3 separate regions of the Homo sapiens genome follow, and regions 1 and 3 are each linked to region 2. A link is a contact called in ENCODE Hi-C or POLR2A ChIA-PET data. All regions are on one chromosome and are shown on one strand. Each heading gives the region's core, a stretch centred on a gene start or an enhancer-like site at or near the end of the contact. The rest is flanking DNA. Distances are from core to core; before and after follow the strand shown.

The links. Hi-C counts contacts between places; a loop is a spot of excess contacts on that map. ChIA-PET counts read pairs that join two places held with the same protein, here RNA polymerase II (POLR2A). Pooled maps may share reads with other maps.
Region 1: a map of naive thymus-derived CD4-positive, alpha-beta T cell shows a loop between it and region 2 (20-fold over the local background). The contact joins the promoter of ATF2 here to the promoter of UBR3 in region 2. A Hi-C loop is called at or near these places in 2 of 168 maps with a recorded cell type or tissue (CD4-positive, alpha-beta memory T cell and naive thymus-derived CD4-positive, alpha-beta T cell) and 9 of 50 pooled maps. POLR2A ChIA-PET finds 5 or more read pairs at or near these places in 1 of 52 experiments (activated T-cell).
Region 3: a pooled map shows a loop between it and region 2 (12-fold over the local background). The contact joins the promoter of HNRNPA3 here to the promoter of UBR3 in region 2. A Hi-C loop is called at or near these places in 1 of 37 single-sample maps with no recorded cell type and 7 of 50 pooled maps. POLR2A ChIA-PET finds 5 or more read pairs at or near these places in 1 of 52 experiments (activated B cell).

Annotation. Positions count from the first base shown.
Region 1 is chr2:175,166,688-175,170,048 of GRCh38, reverse strand. It overlaps ATF2 (activating transcription factor 2), which reads left to right and starts at 1,846. Exons shown (of 14, transcript NM_001880.4): 1 at 1,846-1,999. It overlaps MIR933 (microRNA 933), which reads left to right and starts at 2,340; the gene lies at 2,340-2,416. RefSeq lists a silencer at 1,828-1,897.
Region 2 is chr2:169,825,719-169,829,257 of GRCh38, reverse strand. UBR3 (ubiquitin protein ligase E3 component n-recognin 3) reads right to left here and starts at 1,804. Exons shown (of 39, transcript NM_172070.4): 1 at 1,206-1,804. The coding sequence starts at 1,750. RefSeq lists an enhancer at 1-43 and silencers at 1,061-1,190, 1,451-2,010.
Region 3 is chr2:177,210,631-177,214,130 of GRCh38, reverse strand. It overlaps HNRNPA3 (heterogeneous nuclear ribonucleoprotein A3), which reads right to left and starts at 1,337. Exons shown (of 11, transcript NM_194247.4): 1 at 1,260-1,337. The coding sequence starts at 1,331. MIR4444-1 (microRNA 4444-1) reads right to left here and starts at 1,405; the gene lies at 1,332-1,405. It overlaps LOC105373759 (a long non-coding RNA gene), which reads left to right and starts at 1,720. Exons shown (of 1, transcript NR_157853.1): 1 at 1,720-2,736. RefSeq lists an enhancer at 699-1,370 and a silencer at 910-1,699.

The DNA.
Region 1 (3,361 bases), core at 597-3,096, 5.3 Mb before region 2:
AGGATATGAATAAGTAGTGAGACAAGTTCATGGAATCAGACCTGAATATGGTAACTACATTCATTTTGACAATGCTGAATGTTTTCCCCACTTGTAGAAAAACTATAGTAAACAAACTGCTGTGGAACTAGAAATATGTGGATAAAGTGAGACCCTTTGTTAAATGCCGGGCTGCCAAAATGCATATATAACAGATCGGCATAGTTTCCACCTGTTTCCTGCGCCTATCTTATTTTTTTTTCTCACTTTAGGTATACCCTCTCTTTAGAAAATTAGCTAAAACTGAATTATCAAAACAGATCAGAGTACTGTTCATATCACTAAACAGTTCTTCTCTTGTCTAAAAAGAACTGAAAGACTTTCTTTAAAATAATGTGTTTCTCGAATGCATCATGTAGATAACTAACTGCTTGACAACAGACTGGAGAAGTAGCAATGAGAAATTTAAAACCAAAGCTACTGCCCAATTGAATCAACACTGGAAAAAATTTCAAATGGAAAAACAATTTTTTTAAAAAAATCTATTCTAATTGACCCAAACTTCTTTTGAAATGTCGTAACATTTGCAGTTCTTTTTCTCACATTAGTTGTTTTGGGAGATGGAGAGAGAAGCATCTATTTAATCAATGCGTTCTAGACCTAACAATTGTGATGTCAATCAAACATTTTGTCCACCATTTCCATCATGAGTAATCTGAACTGTGAGGTTTTGCTGACATAATTAGTGTTACACTACAATGGCACTACTACATTACTGTTACTATATGGGGACGGTACTTTCATTTTAAGTAGGAAAGTGTTAATAATTTGGCTTAATGTTTCTTAACTAAAATTAGTTTTAAAAGAGGACTGAGTTGGCTTATACACATGTATGCGGTCCAGAGACCTACCTGTTAAAATGTCAATGCCATTACAATTTCACTTTTATGCCAGATATCATTCTTGAACTTCAGGCTCATTAACTCTCATACTATCCCCCAAAACCTTTCAACAATTTTGAGAGTGTATTTTATGTTAATATATAAACTAGTTCATAATTTTGTTCCAGACTAGAAATCAGTATTTAATAAATGGAAAAAATAAGACACTGAAAATCTTTTATTGAATAATGTAAATTCTCACAGAGGCCTCTGATCATACTTTTCAACTTGTGCCTATTTATTGAATAACCAACATCCTTACAGTTAATATTAAAATCTTTAAGTTGTGTGGGGTTTTTTGGAGGGGAGGGATGGGCAATTACCAGCAAACTCCGCCTCCCCCAAACCTCACCTAACCCGAAGCTCCCCGCCTCAGGCTCCCGGGGAGCCAAGGGGTGGGCTGAGGAACGCAGCCTACTTTTACCCACCTCCCTACCTAGTGCTGGGAAGTGACGGAAACGGAGACACCCGGCTCCTGGGGCTGGGCTCGGAGGACCCATCCTGCTTTCCCTCTAGCAGCCTTTCCGGAGCTCACCACCTTTCCTCCCCTCACACCGCCAAAGCCCTGCCTAGCCCTTCACCGCCGCCTGCACCCGCGCCCTCCTCCAGCCGACAGCCAATCACAGTCTTCCACAGCTCCGGGTTTACAGAAGTAACGCTCCTTGGGCCCTCTGGTCCCGCCCCCTCCAGAACTGCTTCCCGCCCTTCGGGCTCCTTGTCCAATCATGAGCGCCCGAGTGCTCTTTGATGCCCGTCCCCTCTACCCGCCCTGCCGAAGACCCGCCTTCTTCTCCTTAAGCCTGACGGAATCACCTGACTCGGAGGCGCTCCCTCAGAAGGAAGGCAAGAAGGGGCGTGTGGGTGAAGGGGAGGGGCGCCAGAAGGAAGGTGGGGATGCCGGGAGCGGGGCGAGCGGGCGGGGGTTGTCAGTCCGATCTCGCGAGAGAGGACGGAAGCCTGTGGGAGCCCGTGGCCTTTAAAGTGCCGTTCAGCCTTTTCCTCCAGGGGTGCTTTGTAAACACGGCTGTGCTCAGGGCTCGCGGGTGACCGAAAGGATCATGAACTAGTGACCTGGAAAGGTGAGTAACGATGGGCAGAGGTCAGCAGGGCTGGAGACTGTAGGGATACGGAGAAAGAAGGCGCTAACATGGCGACGTCGCTCAGCACAGTCCCCACCCCCCGTTTCCCATCACCTCGGGTGCTCCTGACGTGCTCCTTAGCCCTTGGGGCGATTGTGGCTGTGCTGCCACCTCGGCGGCCCGCGCGGTGTGGGCTTTGGGAACCTGACTGGCTGGGCCGGACCGTTAGGTAACCAGCGTTCGTTGTTCCGGCCCCTCCCTCTCGCGCGCTTTCCTAAGGCAGAGGAAAAAGGAATAACGGCTCCCTCTTAGACCCCTCCCTCCGAATTATCTTCACCCTACTTGGGTCAGTTCAGAGGTCCTCGGGGCGCGCGTCGAGTCAGCCGTGTGCGCAGGGAGACCTCTCCCACCCACAGTCCTTGGGTTGGGCGGGGAGAGGGCCCACTCTGGTCTCCCCACCCAGTATTCAAGCGATTGAGGACCGTGTATTGGTGATGGTGGCGGGGAGGAGGATCGGGAGGCGCGGCTGAAAATAGAATCAGGGTCCCTGGCTGCGGTGCAGCTTGAAGGAAAGAATGGTGTGGAGAACCTAGGAGCTGGAAGTCTCGGCCTTTTCCGTCCTTTCCGCCACCCTCACAATCCCGCTACCCCCAGCTTTTTCCCGGTGGGGCGGGGCTTAGGTGTGGGTGCAGACTGATTCTGGTATTTTCCCTTATTTTTTTTTTTTTAAATCTCTGGGTGGACAGCAGAGCGTATGTAAAGAAATAATTTGCTTTTCATCAATGCCCTAGGGACCAGGGCCGAAAGGGAGTGTGTGTACGTGTTTTCTATGTTCGCTCGTTTAACCGAACCTAGGAGGAAAAAGAGAGGAGGAGCTGGGAACTATTTTTGTGCCCCTAGGTAGTATAAAATTGGCTTTCTTTAATGGAGAGTCTTAAAACTGGTGAGGCCAAGAGCAAAACTACTGTGAATATCATGGAGTAAAAGAGATTACTCCTGATGGACCTTAGGCATCAGAAATTTTAGTGAAAGAAATGTTTCTCTTAAAATTCAACACCTATTTTAAATAGTGATGTAAAGCATTTCTTTACATGTACCTTCAGGTTTTCTAATGCTTTCCTGGCTATTATTTAACTGGTACTAAGGGATTGACTAATCCCTAAATTATAATGTGAAAGTTTAAATTTCTTAGAGGTTTTAAATTATGGAGACGGTCACAATGCATGCATTTAAGATATACATTTAAAATCAGAACAAAAACTGACTTTCTTTGAGCACACTTTTTGTCCTATTTGAAGAAACATGACCACTGGCGTTATCATTGTGAGTAACAGCCGTTCTGATCTTTAAATAGCCATATAG
Region 2 (3,539 bases), core at 555-3,054:
AGTAAGGGGTTGGTCAATGTTTCATTCATTTTTAATATCCAAGAAGCCTTGCTTGCACATAGTAGGTACAAACATTTTGGAGTAACAGTAACCTTACAAGTACTCCGAAGAAAAAGGTGACCATTTATAAAAAGATTGTACTCTGTCATTAATCCTAAGACCTGAAAATTGAAGAAGTTTAATAACTGATAGCAACCTGTAGTTGCTAATATTCTTTCAACTACTGCCCATCCAAAATCGCCCCTTTCACTTTTTCCTTTTTTCTCAGACTGTCCCTGACATTGACATCATGTTCCAAGCCACGACCCTACATGTACCAACTCTCTGTAACTCACTGCAAACTCTGAAATGTCTTTTCTCATAAGTCCCAACATCTGATGCATCGCTTCTGTCAAAAGGGCATTTGTTGTCTCCTTTTAGACAGAGGTTCACGTATCAGTGAGTGAACAAAGTGCCCTTAACTGGAGAAGACCTAACACTTGATTCCTGGTTCGCTCAGTATTTTGTTTGTTCTCCTGGTATGGAGGGTATTCTGTAACTGACTGCTCAGTAGCCCAATTCTAAATGTCATTCCAGCATACCAAATAATCCACTGACAGCTCAACAGTCACTTTTCATGCAGGCCCCTCCCCTTCCCTCCTCCCTCAACCCTCAAGAGCTCCTTCTCTCACAGTGACAGACACACTGGCAGTTCAGAAGACCTTTTCCTCAAGCGTCCTTCCCTGCACGTACAAGACCACCTCCCCAGCTCTCATCATCCCGCGAGCCAATACGGTCCCCAATAACATCCCCTCCCAGCCAATCCAAATCACAACCTAAGTCTCTTCCCAAGAACCAGGCTTTACAGCCTTTCCCAACAAGTACACACTTGACAGCTCGACACGAGCTTCCCCAAAAATCATTTCCCCTCACTCCCCTCCTACCCCATACACTGGCTCTTTTCTCGCTATCATTTACCCACCCTGGCTTCCCCAAAATTCACAGCCCGGTTTCCTAAACATGCTCTCCGCTCTCCTCTCCCCTCCTTCTCCTCCCCACCCCCTTTCCACCGCTGACAGCTCAGTCACCTCCATCCCCCTGTGGCTGCACCCTCCCCCGCACCCTCCCCTTGACAGCTCAGAGTGGGCTCCCAGTGCTCCGCTCCAGGCCCTCCCGCGACGTCCCCGGCCCAGGGTCGCCTCGCCCGCGGGGAGGGCTCCACTCACCCGCTCTCCCGCATCACGTTGCTGTCCCCGCAGTCGCAGGCGCCCCCGGCCTGGCTGCGGAACATGTTGAAGTCGTGTCCGGTGTGGTCGCCCTGGTGGAAGCACTCGGCGCACAGCGACATGCAGGGCGAGATGCCGCACGTCCGGCAGCGGTAGGCCACGAAGTTGGCTGTCCAGACCAGGCCGCAGAGCGCCGCGGGATCGTAGGCCCGCACCGCCGCGCAGAACTCGTCGTAGCCGCCGCCGCCCGCCAGAAGGCACTTACACCACTCCAGGGCCTCCTCCTCGGCCGCCCCCGGACCGCCCCCGCCTCCGGCCGCCGCCGCGTCCTCGCCGCCGGCAGCCGCGGCCAGCGGCCGCTCGGCGCTCAGCACCCGCTCCAGCAGCGCCTGCAGCTCCTCAGCACCTGCGCGGTTGTCCGGCCGGCTGAGGGCCGCCTTGAGGTGCGCGGCGGTGGCCGCCTTGTCTAGGGCCAGCCCCGGCGCGGGCAGCTCGGGCTGTGACGGCTGCTGGCCCCCGACGGCCGCCGCGGCCGCCGCCGCCATGATGAGAGCTCAGAATTTGGAGAGTCCAGGGCCAGCGGCTCCTCCAGGGAGAGTGAGGGAATAGACTGCTGCGATTGCTCGGCCCGCCCAACTCTCGCGATACCCGGAGCGTCCGCGCTCCTCCGCCCGCAGCCCCGCCCCTACACACGCCCCCTCGGGCTGCAGAGCCTTCCTCCCGCCCCTCTCTCCTGGGCGCCTGTGGACCAAGCTAGGCTCCCAACTTTCTAAGTTAAGAGCTACTGAAATAAAGTACTCACCTTATAGGAAATCTTTAATAAGGGCAATTATTTCTTTATTTGCATAGACTACAGGAATTATTCACATCATCTTTCAGATGTACTTTAGGCATCTGCATTTTGTCTGAGATGTACATTCCTACTGTTATCAAAGTCCAGCGGGCGACAGAATGAAACCCCAACTTAAGGAAAACAAAAACTGTAGGAAAAGCAATCCAAAGAAGAACAGAAGGCCAGGCGCGGTGGCTCACGCCTGTAATCCCAGCACTTTGGGAGGCCGAGGCAGGCGGATTACTTGAGGTGAGGAGTTTGAGATCAGCCTGGCTGACATGGTGAAACCCTGTCTCTACTAAAAATACAAAAATTAGCCGGGCATGGTGGCGCACGCCTGTAATCCCAGCTACTCCGGAGGCTGAGGCAGGAGAATCACTTGAACCCAGGAGGCGGGGGTTGTAGTGAGCCGAGATCGCGCCACTGCACTCCAGCCTGGGTGACAAAGCGAGACTCCGTCTCTAAAAACAACAACAACAACAACAACAACAAAGAAGAACAGGAGTGTTTCCAATCCATAACCTTGTGTTTGAAATGAATGAAACATAATTAAAACAGGTTATTCCTGGTCTTCTACATGAGTTAAGTATGTCACGATCATCATATAACAGTGATAAGTTAAATTTGCTCAATAATTTTACGAATCACTAAATTATAAACTAAATAAAACTTTATGTATTAACTTTACATGCTAAAACTTTGTATGTTTTAACTCATTTGATTCTCATAACAGATAACTTTGAATTCTGCTATTCCTAGAAGTAGCAGCCTCAGACACTTCTCTACTTCGTCATCGTCCATTCACTCTTTTTCTTCTTCCTATAATAATGCAAAGAGGTGTCCATCCACAGGCTTAAACGCAATCCTGCAATCCTTTTACTTAACCACTGGATCCTGCCTTCTCAGGATCCCAACTCCATCCAATATCCTCTTGCATTTTTAACCCCTCTCTTTCTATTAGCTCAATTCTTGTCAGAATTTGTCTCCTCCTGTCTTAAAAATAATTGAAAAAATAATAAAGCTTCCCCCATTACTAAGCATCCAACCATTCTTTTCGTAGGCCACCTTTCTCTTTCTCTTTCTTTTCTTCTTTCTTTTTTTTTTTTTTTTTTTTGAGACAGGGTCTCACTGTCGACCAGACTGGAGTGCAGTGGCGCAATTTCAGATCACTGGAAGCTTTGCCTCCCGGGCTCAAGCGATTTTCCCACCCCAGCCACCCGAGCAGCTGGGACCACAGGCTCGCGTCATCAGACCCAGCTAATTTTTGTATTTTTAGTAGAGACAGGGTCTCCTTATGTTGCCCAGGCTGGTCTCAAACTCCCGTCTCAAGCAATCCGCCCATCTCGGCCTCCCAAAATGTTGGGATCACAGGGGTGAGCCACCGCTTCCGGGGCCACGTTTAATTGTTCACATTTACTCTTTCTTCTTCCTAAATTTCCATTCGCTCCACAATCTGCTACAACTTAATTTCTGCTCCTACTTTATGAAGCCCGACCTCTTTC
Region 3 (3,500 bases), core at 88-2,587, 7.4 Mb before region 2:
GAACTGTCATTTAATGCATGCATTAAGGTTTCCTTCACCCGAAGTTCTTAAATAAGGGGCTCACATTTACATTCTAATGTCTTCCTGTGTCTCCTAGAGGTAGAGATGTTAAACCGTTTAATGTGAAGAGATTGTCACATGCTAGAAAAAAACGTTAATAGCCTAAAGCATTAATTCATGTAATCTCATCTTTTCAAGTCTTGGATAAATGTATTCGATTGACAATAACGAAATCGACAAAAATATTTAGGATCCACATTAAATGTACTGCAAAAACGTGAAAATTTCAACTCTGGTTGCAGTCCTCTAAATAAAATTCCAGGAAACTACAACCAGAGCCGACTCAAAGAATGGGAAAACATGAAGATAAAAAACATTTCTAAATTCTTCCTTAACATACTATACTCAAATTCTTCTCCACCCACCCTCCTCAGCGGCCGGAGCCGGGAAGGAGCTGGCTGGGTTGTTTTTCACATCTACACTCAAATTCTCAAAAATTAAGTCCTTCGCCCACATGGCGGTTTAAGAAGTGTAATGTAAGTACTTTAGCAAAAATATATCAGGAAGTATTTTAAAGCAGCAAAGTTTTTAACAATCTCGTATTTCCAACAGGATGCTGCGAAAAAAAGAAAAGGCCAATTATCGACTTCTCGCGGAGAGGACCCGTAAAAGGCCTAGAAAAGCGTCGGCAGAACTTCAGCGAAAGCACTACCTCCCCATGCTTCGAGGCCATTTGCGGCTTTTTCTGCCGGGCCGCCTCCGCCCTCTTCCCTCCAATCCCAGGCTCGCTTTCCCGGCGGCAGAGCGAGGCGGCGGCCATTGCGGGCCAATGCGCCATTTCGTAACGCGGCGGCGGATCAATGTCAATGTGGCCGCCGCCCGCTTGCTCGCTCGCCCGGATGTGCCTGCTCGTCCCCTCCCCTCCCCCACCACCTCCTCCCAACCGCTCCCGCCGGGGCCCGCCATGCCGCCCTCGGCCTCGCTTCGGAGGCCGCGCAGCCGGCAGGCCGGCTTCCCTCCCGAGGCCTCCCCGACCAAGCCGCGCCTCCAAGGGGCCGCCTGTGCAGCCGAAGGTGAAGGCGAGGCGGGCGAGGGGCCCCAAGGAGGTCTCCAACTCTCGCTCCCCTCCCCCTCCCACAGCCTGTCTCAACGCAAGAGCGCGGGACGGCCGACCCGGTCCACCCGGCCTCCCCGCTCCCACCGAACCAGGCCCCCAACGCCGGCCATTCCCCACCAACCCCCCGCTCTCCCCCTAATACCTCCTCCCCCCGGCGGCGACGGCGACGGCCGGAGTCGGGCTGGGGGCGACCGGGCGGCGGTTTTACCTCCATTTTGAGACCGGACTCGCCTCTTCCAACTCGAGTTCAATATGGGACCGAGAGGAAGAGGCGGGGCCAGTCGTCACGTGACGCGTTTTCCGCGCGCCGCCAGTCTGTTGGGGGAGGAGCGAATTGGGAAGGGGGCGGAGCCAAGCGGGCGCGAAGAGGGACTGGACCAGCGGGTTGGCGGGCGGAGGGCGGAGGCGCGGCGTGCCGCGGGAGCGCGCGCGCCTCGCCAGCTTTCAGGGGAAGAGGGCCTTTGCCGCCGTTCGCGTCAGGGCGAGTTCCGGGACGTCAGTGCGGTCTCCGCCAATGGTGAGCGTCCACGTAGAGGGAACGCCTTGTGATCGCGCGTCACCAGAGAGAAAGGCCTTTCCCTTTCTTCTCGCGCTTGTCCCTCATTCCCCACGCAGGCCTCTAGTTCTCCATTTCAGAATTCATTCTATTCCTGTGCCCGAAATAAAACCCACGTTTTTCTTGCTTGTAATTTAAAGGTTGCAAGAAAAACTCCTCGGCCCCTCGGACCATCTTTCCTGTTTCCAAATGCCGGGGACCAGTGTCTGTGACTGCGCCGCCTGCCTGAGGGCATGTACTGAAAAGCCCTGCGACTCCAACATGTGGGACTCACAAGCACCTTGGACAGGCCTCAAAACGCGGCTGACATACAGAATTTTTACCATTAACGACCTGAGGCAGGACTGGTGGAGGTCAGTTCATTAGTTACTGATCTCAAGAAACAAGTCAGGACTATTTTCTAATGTGCTTCTTTCAAGTTAGTGTGGAAAGAGCTGATGCATCTGTTGTAGCTGACGGAATTTAAGGAACTGAATAATTGACAAGATTTCCAGAAAAGCAGGGTCGCCAGATAATGCTACCTGTTTGCGAATGATTGTTACCGTAATGCTCTAGAGAGCTAATCCTTTCTCGGCCTAGTCAGATGATTTTAAATCATTTGATTTTACAGAGCTTTAGTTTCAGTTTTTTAAATGAAAATGGGGATGGGATTAGGTCATCTTCTAACACCCACGACAGCCATAAATTGATAATCTATGGATCCATATTTAAAGTTACTGATAAAAATAACCACAATTGACCAGCCTCCCTTCCCTGTTAGGAAATGCTTTATATTTTAATTTAGCAACCCATGTGACCAACCCTTTTAGAATTGAACTGGCTCTCCCTAGGAAAGGTTAGAAATCTAATCAGTTATAGTAAGTTTCTGTTAACAAATGGGGAGTGGTCGACTTGGAGTTTGGAAAAGGGGAGCGTAAAGTCTAAAAGTTTGTTAATTTATCTAGCCGTTGCTCCAGGAGGACCTGTGTTATAGTTTGGAAACATTTACAAAGGGTATTTTTGTGGGGCAGAAAACAGTTAGCAGTCCTTAATGTAATTTGGTTGAAATAACCGTTCAAACCAGACTCCTCCTGTTGCTTTGATTCCTTTTTCGCAAACTTTCTTATGTTCTACGTATCCAGGTGCTCCTGATGGCCAGCAATAGACTTGAGACATTGGAAGAATGTATAGCCTTAGCGTCTATTTAGTGTTAAGATTTTGTAAGTCTAATTACTGTGAAATAGTCCTGGTAACTTTATCGATTCTGGATACAAAGAAAAATGCAAAGTGAAAGACCTTTGGAAATTGCTATTCACACCAGAGTACTCTATGAGACATTACATAGGTGATCAAGAAGAGTGATCACCTGGCTGCACTTTAGGGTATGTTTGTCCAGGTTTTTCTAATAAGTTAATTCTAATCAATAACTTTTGTTCTAATTAGTAACTTTTGTATAAATGTTAATGTTAAATCGCGAAACAATGTGGGATGGGATACTAAGTTCTCTCCAGGAACATGAAATGTCAGCCCATTTATTCACATCTTTTTGTCCTCCCTATTGTATTGGTCCAGATTTGTTGTTCATCCTGACTGTATGCTGTTTTTAGACATTAGTTATTTTTTATGCTTTTGTCTAAACAAGCTCTGGCCGGGCGCCATGGCTCACACCTGTAATCCCAGGCCTTTGGGAGGCCGAGGTAGGCAGGTCACCTGAGGTGGAGAGTTTGAGACCAGCTTGACCAACACGGTTAAACCCTGTCTCTACTTTTAAAAAAAATACAAAAATTAGCCGGGCATGGAGGCACACGTCAGTAATCCCAGCTGCTTGGGAGGCTGTGGCACGAGAAT